Regions from separate parts of the Mus musculus genome. Here region 1 is linked to region 2. The links are chromatin loops, found by intact Hi-C in ENCODE. Cell type or tissue: heart. All regions are shown on one strand. Each heading gives the region's core, and the rest is flanking DNA. Links, peaks and the distances in the headings are about the cores only. Region 1 holds the start of Usp31 (ubiquitin specific peptidase 31). Region 2 holds the start of Ears2 (glutamyl-tRNA synthetase 2, mitochondrial).

The links. A loop is a pair of places that touch in the nucleus more often than their neighbours do. Peaks named below come from ENCODE experiments on the same cell type or tissue, not always from the same donor. Only the 100,000 strongest peaks of a DNase experiment are listed, where the experiment ranks them.
Region 1: a loop joins it to region 2, with 4 times the contacts of the local background. A loop is called at or near these places in 1 of 42 quality-filtered maps.

Annotation. Positions count from the first base shown.
Region 1 is chr7:121,704,987-121,710,358 of GRCm38, forward strand. Usp31 (ubiquitin specific peptidase 31) reads right to left here and starts at 2,456. Exons shown (of 16, transcript NM_001033173.2): 1 at 1,650-2,456. The coding sequence starts at 2,267. In heart, for the core only: no CTCF peak of the experiment used is centred there; DNase peaks (open chromatin) are centred at 1,825 and 2,535; H3K4me3 peaks cover 2,308 bases; H3K27ac peaks cover 1,594 bases; H3K27me3 peaks cover 894 bases.
Region 2 is chr7:122,065,643-122,071,014 of GRCm38, forward strand. It overlaps Ears2 (glutamyl-tRNA synthetase 2, mitochondrial), which reads right to left and starts at 1,444. Exons shown (of 9, transcript NM_026140.3): 1 at 1,263-1,444. The coding sequence starts at 1,401. Ubfd1 (ubiquitin family domain containing 1) reads left to right here and starts at 1,556. Exons shown (of 7, transcript NM_138589.2): 1 at 1,556-1,842; 2 at 2,022-2,351; 3 at 3,139-3,347. The coding sequence starts at 1,641. In heart, for the core only: CTCF peaks have their summits at 1,428, 1,637 and 2,560 (motif pointing left); a DNase peak (open chromatin) is centred at 1,659; H3K4me3 peaks cover 3,417 bases; H3K27ac peaks cover 2,320 bases.

The DNA of each region.
Region 1 (5,372 bases), core at 86-5,085, 360 kb before region 2:
CAAAGAAGTGGGACCCTACACAAAATGCAGTTCTCCTGGTTTCTTACTTGGAGACCTGTAACATTAATCTTTGTTTCTCTAGTCCTCGTTCCAGACTAATACTTCCATTCAAAATTTCAAGATCAAACAGCTAACGCTTTTTCTTTTTAAGCAATATGAATGCATTATAAGCAAAAACAACTGAAAAGGTAGTGGTAGGCAGTGGCAGTGCTGCTCTTCAGCAAGAAGGCAGGACCTAGCCAAAGCAGACTTCTCAGCTGCATCATCATTCAGGCCTGCCATCCAATCAGGACTTAGAGAAAGGTATTTTAGAGAGAAACTTGATAGCACAGTGGAAAACCAGTACCACTTGCCATAAATAGAAGACAAATGAGAGAAAAAAAAAACAATAAAAGCATAATAACCTTATTAAATTTAGCTACTGTTGGGCTGACAAGATGGACCATCAGGTAAACATGACAAATTGAGTTAAATCCCCAGAACCCACATAAATGAATAAGAGAACCGACTCCACAAATCGTCCTCTGACCTCTACACAAATGCCACACACACACCCCATGCCTATGTAAATATTTTTTAATGTTGTCTACCAACGTCTCTAAACTTGATATTTGTTTTCTTTAGAAGAGCAGTGGAGAGGGGTAGGTTGATCCCAGCACACAGAAGGCTATCGGGAAGATCTCGAGTTGAAAGTCAGCCTTGGGCTACATAGTGGGACCCTGTCTCAAAAAAATAAAGAAGGCTGGTAGAAAATCAGGGTGAGACAACTGTCAAAAAATGGGGGCAACTATCAAACTGTGGAGTTCTAAGCATGAGGAAATGAGGGAAGGAATGGTAAAACTTATTTTTTCACTGTCCGACTCCATTCTCGCTAATATCATACCCATATCCCACCTCAAAGTATCCCTCATACAATCTCCAATCACCTCTCTGCTCAGCTTACAGTAAGAACCCAACTCCTTAGGATAGCCTAAATGACCCTTACCATCTGGACCAGCAAACTCCTCTGCTTCCCAATCTCATCCTCTTAGTGCACACGGGCAGCTGCAAGCCAAGGGCCAGGACCACCTCCTCCATCTATTACATCATCAAGTTCTGCCTTCTTCAAAGTACTATCTGATAACACCTGGTTCATTGTACTTAAGAATAGAAAGAAAAAAAAAAAAGCACTAAGCATGAACGGTACTAACATAGCTAAAGCACTTTATGTATCACACTGAACCCGCTAGAAGTGCCCAAACTGGGTAATCTCGCTGTCCAACGTAACCTGTCAACTTGCTAAACGTAAGTACCAGGTAAACGGGAGCATAAAGAGGCTCAGTGGTTTACTACTTAAGAAGCAGAAGCCGGATTCGAACCCAGATGGATAGATACTCTCCCACCAATACCCGCTCCAAAGATTGAAGTTCCATGAAGGCAGGGTCTTGGTCCTGGCAACATCCATCCCCAAGGCGGATCACAGGACCTGGCGCCCATGTTCTGGCGCTCGGAAGCCAAGCTGGCTGGATGAATGGTGGGAGGAATGCGTTCCTTTGTCATCTGGGTTATCTTCCAGAACTCTCTGAGCATCCAGCGCAGAAATCCTCCCGGCCCGAAGAGGAGGAGCCCAAGAAGCGCCCGAGCTCCAAGGCCCCCCGCCCCGGGCTCACCTTGAAGTCGCGGCTGTGTTGCGGGGTGTACTCCAGCGTCCAGAGCGCCCGCACCAGATGCGCCAGCTGCTCGGTGACCTCGCCCTGGCCGTGCGGCCCGCGGCCCGCCGGCTGCTCCGACTCCGGCTCTGGCTCCGGTCGGCCCGCCCGGTACTGGCCCAGAGCCAGGTACTCGGCGAAGAGCTCGGTGTTACTGAGGCACTGCAGCGTGGCGTTCATGAAGCACGTGTTGCCGTGGTTGCGGAGCCCCGCCACGCCGGGCACCGGCTCCGAGGCGCAGGCGGGAGGCGCGGGCGAGGCGGGCGGCGGCGGGCACGGCGGCGGCGTGGGCGCGGAGGCCGGCCCGGGCGGGAAGCAGCTGCGGAGGCCGCCGCGGTCCGGGGCGGCGCCCTCGGAGCTGAGGTGCGAGAGCGTGGACAGCGTCTTGAGGACGCGGCTCATGAAACTGCCCACCGAGCGCGCCGACGACGGCGACGAGGGCGCGGCCGGCCCGGGGCCGCCAGCGCCGCCGCCGCCCCCCGCGCGGCCACTCCGGAACAGCCGCTTGCTGAACGAGCGCTTCTCCTTCCCGCCCGCCGCCACCGGCGGCCCGGGCCCGGGCGCCGTTACCTTGGACATGGCGGCGGTTGCCGACGCTCATCACCGCGCCAGTCCGCCCGGACCGCGACTCCGCCACGGCCGCCGCCGCATCCCGCCGCCTGCGCCTCACCCGGCCCGGGGGGCTTCACGCCCTACACCACCTCAGAGCGCCGCGGAGAGAGCGAGCAAGAGAGCGGCGACCGAGGGGCGCGCGTGCGTCGCGCGGCCGCCCAAGTGGGCAGCTCACGTGACTCGCTGGCATCGCAGCCCCGCCCCGCACTGAAGCTGCGAGGCCGCCATATTGACTGTGGGAACAGCTCTCTCCCTGAACCCTGATTCAAGGACTCCCTCGGCTTAGGGCGTGGTTCTGCGTGTTGAAGCTCAAGACTGGCCATGTTTAGTATGGGCACGGTCCTAAACGTTAGGGCAGGCGCTGGATGGTGGATTTTAGGGGTGGGTCTCTGTCTTTGCTTGTCAAATAGAAAAGATCTAGAGAAAGTACTGAAATCAAGCTGCCACGTACCAGGTGGCAGAGGAGCTGATAGATACAGCTTTGTCTTGTCCCAGGCGGGTTAACTCAGCCTGGCTCCCGAGGGACTGCCGCGTACCCACCCGAACGTGGTCACGGAGCTGGCACATTCTGGTGGGCTTTTCTTTCAGGATGTACCTTGAGGTCTCAGCAAAGTAATATTATTAGAATTGCCTTGCTGAAAAGTTTTGTAAAATACAGCCTTTAAATCCTCTGAGCTCTCCCTTTAATCACTCAATAAACTGAGCATTTGCTCATTCATTCATTCAATCATTCATTCATCCATCCATTCATTCAGTAAATATAGCAACTGAACACTTGCTGTTTGCCAAATACTGTACTAAACTCTAAGGATACGACAAGACTGAAACTAACTGAGTTTCTGCTTGCCTTCCTATAGTGTACACTCTCAGTAGGTATTCATTCATGATTACCTCTGTATTCCACACACTATGCCAATCATGGAATACCTTCCTTGGTTTTCAGTTCAGTGCCTTTGACATCTCATTTAAACCCAAGTTTGGCTCAAAGACTTAACCTTTAAACCAAGGGTCACAGATGCACTACTATCGCAGAGGCTAGATAGGTCATAGCAATGAACAAAGAATCCTGGTGAGGGGTCGGTCATCTGCTGATCAGGTCATACTTCACATATCTTGGGAATACAAGAAATGTTGTGGACAGCGGCAACCTGCTAATTAACATTCTTCTAAAGAGATGGCTTTCGCTCACCTCCAGTCAGTTGTTCCCATGTGAGAATGAGGGCTTAGTGTTGCCAGATCAGCTGATTTTTAGAGAAAAGGTGGAAATTCTATTTTTAAATGTTGGTTCAATTTTTTTTAAAGGAAAAAAAACTGCATGGGAGAACAGCGTGCATTAAGGCTGCCTACTACTCAAAATCCACTGGTTTCTGACCTTCTCTTTGTATGTTCTCTTTGCTAAGAGATGAGCCTGAGCCCTGGTTACTGCAAAAAACAGATAATGGGAAAGAAAGCCCATAACATTTTAAAGATAGAAAGGCCACCCTACACCCATCTCAAAGCAAATAGTTTTGGCCTCTAGATTTCTACTCAATACTAAATATGGTATCCTGTAATGATGCTCTTGGTTTGCTCTGAATAGGCTCAAATCCCCTCCACTTCTACCTCCTAATTAAAACATCCATCTTAGCTGTACCTTGGGCTCCTTGTAGCATCAGAAAGAATGCCACTAGATCACAATAGAAACTGAAGCCTGTGGCCCTCCACCTTTGCACACATGCTTGCTGCTTCTAACGACTTGATCCCAGCTGTGAACCTTTACCCAAGCTGATCCATCTGCTCCAGGTATCTTTCCTTGAACTTCCTCATTTAGTTTGCCTCTCTTCATCTCTAAAATCTTGCCTTCATTAATTGCATCATTTCTGCAGACTCTCTTAGAACCTTTTGGCCATACCATTAACTTGACCCTGTTGGAATTCAACAGACAATGAGTTAGTTGTTTTCTATTGCTGTGAAGTTACCACGACTAAGGCAACTGGTAAGAGAAAGTACTTAATCAGGGGCTTGCTTACAGCTTCAGAGTTAGTCCATCACCATCATTGTGGACAGCAAGTGGGCAGAGATGACGCTGAAGCCGTAACTGAGAGTTTACATCTCACCCAAAGGTTGGAGGCAGAGAGAATGAGAGCAAGAACAAGAATGTGTGTGTGCATGCATGCAAGAGAGGGAGACAGAGACAGAGAGACAGAAAAAGACAGAGACAAAAACAAAGACAGAGCCAGTCTGGGCTTAGTGTGAGCTTTCAAAAACTCAAAGCTCACCCTCAGTGACACACAAGGCAACACTTCCTACTTCTTCCCAAAACCCAAAGCAGTTCCTCTAATTAAGGACCAAGCATTCAGATACATGAGCTTATGGGGTCACCTTCATTCAAGCCACCACAGACTTCAGTAAACTGCAGGCTCGATCTACAAGACCCTCTCCCATTTTACTGTTTCAGGGTACTCAGTTAAGATTGCTTATTTTACAAGAAAACATCTAAATTACATTTGAGTTTCTGGAGGAATATCTGAGAACTGCCTTTCCAAGCTTCTCCTACTAGTTTAGACTTATTGGTCTCTAGGAACACCCAAACCATCCAATCCTGGCTTTTCAAGAACAGGCTTTGAAGAGTCCCTTGTTGGAGCACTAATATGTTGTTGTTGTTGTTGTTGTTGTTCTTCTTCTTCTTCTTCTTCTTCTTCTTCTTCTACTACTACTACTACTACTACTATGATTTTGTTTTATTTATTTATTTATTTATTTATTTATTTATTTATTTATTTATTTATTGGTCAACACAGAGTTTCTCTATGTAGCCCTGGCTGTCCTGGAACTCACTCTGTAGACCAGGCTGGTCTCAAACTCAGAAATCCACCTGCCTCTGCCTCCCAAGTGCTGGGATTAAAGGTGTGTGCCACCACTGCCGGTGATTTTATTTATTTTTATGTGTATAAATATGTTTTGCCTGAATGTATATCTATGCATCATATATGTGCAGTGTACTGGAAGTCTTAATAAACACTGGTGCATTGAGAGAACCTTGGTTCAATTCCCAGCACCCACAGGGCAGCCAATGCCTATGACTCCAGTCTC
Region 2 (5,372 bases), core at 240-5,239:
AGTTAAAAACCAAACAAAAACCCAAAAATGTAAACTTTCAATTAATTTTAGCTATCATAGTGATCTACACTGCTTGTCAACTCTTTCCCATTTGGGCTTTTCCTGCCAGTCAGCAAAGAAATGAAAACAGTAATTGTAGTAGAGGCAGTGCTTGCTAAGTGCCTCTGCTGTACTGGCTCAAACCCGTCAGACAGGCACTATTATTAGCCCTACTTGACAAATCACAAAATTGGGACATAAACAGAGCAAATAATTCTGCCAAAGCAACACATCTAGGGATTGGCAAAGACAAAAATATAGATGCAGAAAATGCCAGGCCTTGGATGCCTGCATAAGTGCTTCTTCCAACAAGGTGAGTATCCCAGTTCATGTTGACCATAGGTAAACACAGACACTGTGATACTTAGATACTTGCAGTCATTTGATAAGCTATTTTACATCACTGAGACTAACAAAAAGAAAGATGATTTTGTTCTCTCGGTTTTGAGACACTCATTTTCTCCCTAGCAGTTTCGTTTATATCAGTCTTAAAAACAGATTCACAACAGTTAACTATGAACCAGGGCTTCTACCACATATCGAAGTTCCACAATCTACATTGCCTGCCTGGAGGTAATGCGTTCTTCCTGTGCAGCTGAGACTCAGAAATATCTTTTCCTGCTGACCCTAGACCTAGAATGAACGGTTGCTCAGTGTGAACAGGGTAGAAGGTGGCTTGAACTAAAGGTTGGGAATTTGTGGGAAGGGAGGAGACACAGAATTCCTAGCAAGATATACATGGGCCTCTGTTTTCTTCTGACTTGCTAAGCTGCCAGCAAACTCAGGCTTTTGTGCATGTCGTTTCCTCTTAGGCTTCAAGCGGGTCTTCTTGACACTTGTTCTCAACTCAAATGTTACCTCTTCAGCAATACCTTCTAGGGCGCCCTATCCCGCTTCACTGCCAAAATGGACACATATGACTCTAGGATTTGTCGGTTTCTTCAAAGCCAGAACCCTGACTTTTCAATGACCACTGCATTATAGCGCATAGGCCTTGGCATAAAGTCTATACGCTCTGCACACAGCGTGCAATAAGAAAGGACAGAGACAATACAACAAGGAAACTTCTAGCAATCTCAATCACTTCAAATCCTAGCCCTCCACCTCCGTCTCTTTAAAACGGGGTCGCGCAGACAACCCCGGAAGGGACTGTTTCTGGAACTTTCGGGGGCGGGGACGGGAAGGTGGGCTGCGGCGAGCGGCGTCACGTCCGTTAGGATTACCTGTGGGGCTGGGAGCGAAGCGCACTCGCACCGGGGCCCCGGGATCTGGGCCCAGACTGGCCTCGCGCCGCCCCACGCGGTGCCCGAGGGCCACCACGTGCGGCTCGGCCAGCAGAAGCCTCTTGAGGGGCGCCGCCATGTGGACTAGAAACACACACGTGGGCTCCTTCGCGCGTCACTTCCGCTCGGCGGGGGGGAAAAAAATCACTCCAACCAATCAACTTTCGCCACAGCGAGCGCGGCCCTGCCACTTAAAGGCGTAAGCCGCCTATCTGGGCTGCTCACGCCCCTCTGGACTAGGGCGGCGATGCGCCGCCGCTCGGGGACCGAGCGCTGCGAGCAGGCGATCTCCCAGACCCGCCCCCTCCGGCTGCGGGAATGCTAAAGCGTGGCAGGGGCCGGCCCGGGAAGCGGAGGAGGCGGGTCTCCATAGAAACCTCCACCTGTTTCCGGCCAGCCTGTGTGAAATTAGGGGCTGGTGCGGGGGCCAATCTCCGCCAGCTCGCTTCTTCCCGGCGGCCCCTGCGGTCGTGGTGGGTGTTGTACACAATCATCATGGCGGCGGCCGGAGCCCCGGATGGTGAGTGTGGCGGGGAAGGCGGTCGGTCGGCGGCTGAAGAGCTTGCGGACGCTGCCGGGGTCGTGGGACCGGGCCTGGCCCCGGAGGGAGGAGCGTGGCGCGGCAACGACGGTGCCCGGGCCCGTTCTCGTCGCAGGCCGGGCTCGTGGCGAGCACCCACCCCCCTAACCCCTTTGCAGGCATGGAGGAGCCAGGCATGGACACGGAGGCCGAGGCTGTGGCCACCGAGGCGCCCGCACGGCCCCTCAACTGCGTGGAGGCCGAAGCAGCCGTAGGGGCAGCGGCGGAGGACTCCTGCGACGCGCGAGGCAACCTGCAGCCGGCCCCGGCCCAGCCCCCTGGGGACCCTGCGGCCCAGGCCTCGGTCAGCAACGGCGAGGACGCGGGCGGCGGTGTGGGCAAGGAGCTGGTGGATCTGAAGATAATCTGGAACAAGACCAAACACGACGTGAAGGTCCCTCTGGACAGCACGGGGTCCGAGCTAAAGCAGAAGATTCACTCCATTACAGGTATTCGAGGAGCTGACACCCGACTGCTTCTACCCACGACCTACCTTCTAGCTCTTGATGCTTACGTCGTGCTAAACTGTTAGCGATTTTCTTGCGCCTAGACTCCCGCTATCCTCACTGCAGTTTTCTGAAATCAGTACTTGTATGTCCATTAGTAATCAGAGAGGGAAAATTAGGCCCAGAATGATAGTGGTACCACCAAGTGGTGGAGTGAGATGCAAGCCTGAATCTTGAGTATTAAGGCTCACCCTTCTAACTAATGTTGGACTGTCATTGCTAGGCGCGGTATTTATGAACTTTACAGGAGATTCTGAACAGGTCCAGTATTTAGCCACGGATTTATTTTCAGCAGACAGATCAGTTTCATAAGGGAAGTTCATGAAACAGTGTTATCAACTGTCCTAATGGCCCTTTATAAATATTCATACATGGCCGTTTTATTTGTTTTGGTTTGCTACTTGAAATACTTTCCTTAAAGCTTTCTCCATGTATCGGGTAAAAAGCTTATTGGCTTTCTGTATCTCCTACACTTGGGAATTTTCAGTATTTAAGTGGATAGAAGATAGAGTTATAACTTGGAAACAATGATACCTAGACATCAAACAATTCTAAATACCTTACATTCATGTAGAAGGACCAAGTTTTACCAATCAAATAGTCCTGGTGTTCTGAACTCCTTCAAGTTCACAAAGCTGATAGTTGATGGACCAGTATTCACTTCCTGTTTTGTTATAGAAGGGGGATGGTCCACGCATTTCCTGCTTATTCCTTTCCACTTTTTGTCAAGGTCTCCCACCTGCCATGCAGAAGGTCATGTATAAAGGACTTGTTCCTGAAGACAAGACTTTGAGAGAAATAAAAGTGACCAGTGGGGCCAAGATCATGGTGGTTGGTTCTACTATAAATGATGTTTTAGCAGTAAACACCCCGAAAGATGCTGCCCAGCAGGATGCAAAGGCTGAAGAAAACAAGAAGGAGCCCCTCTGCAGGCAGAAGGTGAGACCATTCGGCATCTGCTTGTGGTCCTGGGAATGTAGAGACTGGTTACAGTCTCCCTAGAATAAGCTCCTTTCTGGACAGGGCCCATGATGGAAATGTATGGAGCAGTTGGGTGCAGCAGAGTGGAGTTGACAGCTACCTGAAATATGCATCTTTGTCATCTGGTGGGTCAGTGTGCTTAGACTTCCCGCGTTAGGATAAGGCCTTTGTAAAGGGAGACTCTAGCGAGTTAGCAAAGGAAGTCACAAGTGGGTTTCTCTTAGTAGTGCCAGAGAATATGACCAGTATTGGAATTAAGCCCTTGTTCCTTCTAACTGCTCCCATTTGATTTCTGTGTCTGTGTGTCTTGTCAAGTTCAGAAAATCCAATTCTGGAAAGGTATGGAAGTGGACAGATTTTAGAGGTTCCCCTAAAACTGACCATTTCAGGAAGTCAAACCAAGCTGAAGCAAATGATACTGACACTTGTTTTGTTTTGTATTAATAGTGGTCCTTCTTCATGAAGGAGTCTGAGTTTTTGTATTATCTCTCCTGCTCATTTTTGTGTGCTTGTTTTTTGAGGCACAGGGTTTTACTCTTTATCCCTGACTGGCCTGAAACATGATTTGGAGAATGGCTGGCCTGGAATTTTTAACAATCCTCTTGTCTCTAACTCCCTAGGTCTGAGTTTATGGTCATGTGCCATCATGCCTGTTTATTGTGTGTGTGTGTGTGTGTGTGTGTGTGTGTGTGTGTACAGTACAGAGGATTGAAGCTAGAGTCTTACTCTTGGTAGTAGATAAGAAGCCTGCACTGAGCTGCTCCAGTCTATTACGAACTTTTTATTTACTCTGTATCTTCAACAGAGTAGGTCTCACTTGAACCAGCATTTGAGGGACAGTTGACACTAAAGGCGCATTGCCAGCACTGGGAGAAAGAAAGATGGTTTTCCTTTACACACCCATGTTTACTTTGTAACCCAAAAAGTCTTTTTTTTACAAATTTGGCAGTAAAATTGAAACAGAATTGTGGGAATAGTTATACTATATTAATGTTTTTTGATGGAAACACGAATGTGTTTGAAAGAAATATGTTTAGTGACAAGTGGCTACCCTAGATACCATAGAGAATATTGTGTAGCATTCGAAAACTGTGTTATCTTTACGGAATCTCTGAAACTTTGATTTCAAAACAGCTTTCCTCGGGGTATTTGTTTGTGTTGTACTTGGTGCTAGGGATTGAGCCTGTGACCTTGTCAATCATAACACATGCTCTACTGCAAAGCAGAGTCGCTGTATGTTGAAAAGATGAATTATGATCTAAAAGTAATTATTTGTATGAACCATTTTAATCCCTACATATGGAATCCAAATTTCCTGTAATTTGTTGACGTCATTGGTATTTTCTATCTTCCCCTGACATACCTATGAAGAAAATGTGAGAACTGTCCTCTGTCAAATCCTTAGTGTATAACCTGCCTTGTAAATATGGGTTTTAGGTTACTAATGGTGGGTCAGCAGGCTTAGAGCTGCTCATCACAGTGCAGGGACAGTGCTCCCAAAGGTCCTTACAAGGTATGACTCAAACTGTACTCCAGTCTGTGCTGCTTTGCTTTGGTGATGCCACTGGTTACGAGGCATAGCACGACCTAATGAGACTCCACTCCCTCAGTAGGCTTTTGATCAGTGTGTTCCAGAATCTGAGGCTGGTGTCAGCAACAGCCCTTCACTAGCAACCCTACCACAGTGTTCTGCTGTGACAGTGGTGAAGGTTTCAATTGGCCCACTGCCTGTTAATGCTTACATTTGGCTTAGTTTTACCCCTGGTCCATTTATTGGCCTACAGTTCCAGCTTTACCAAGCAGCTACTGTACCTGTAAAGGTACAGATGTAAAGGAAATGAAAGCATTTGAGGGCTATGAGCTTAAACTTCTGGGTCCTGGGGTAGAGGGCAGGAGTGGGGCTTGGAAGCTTCTTAATGGTAGGGTATAGGGGTGTCAGCATTTTTCTGTTTTCAAAATGTGGTTCCTTGGGTTTTCTTTGTG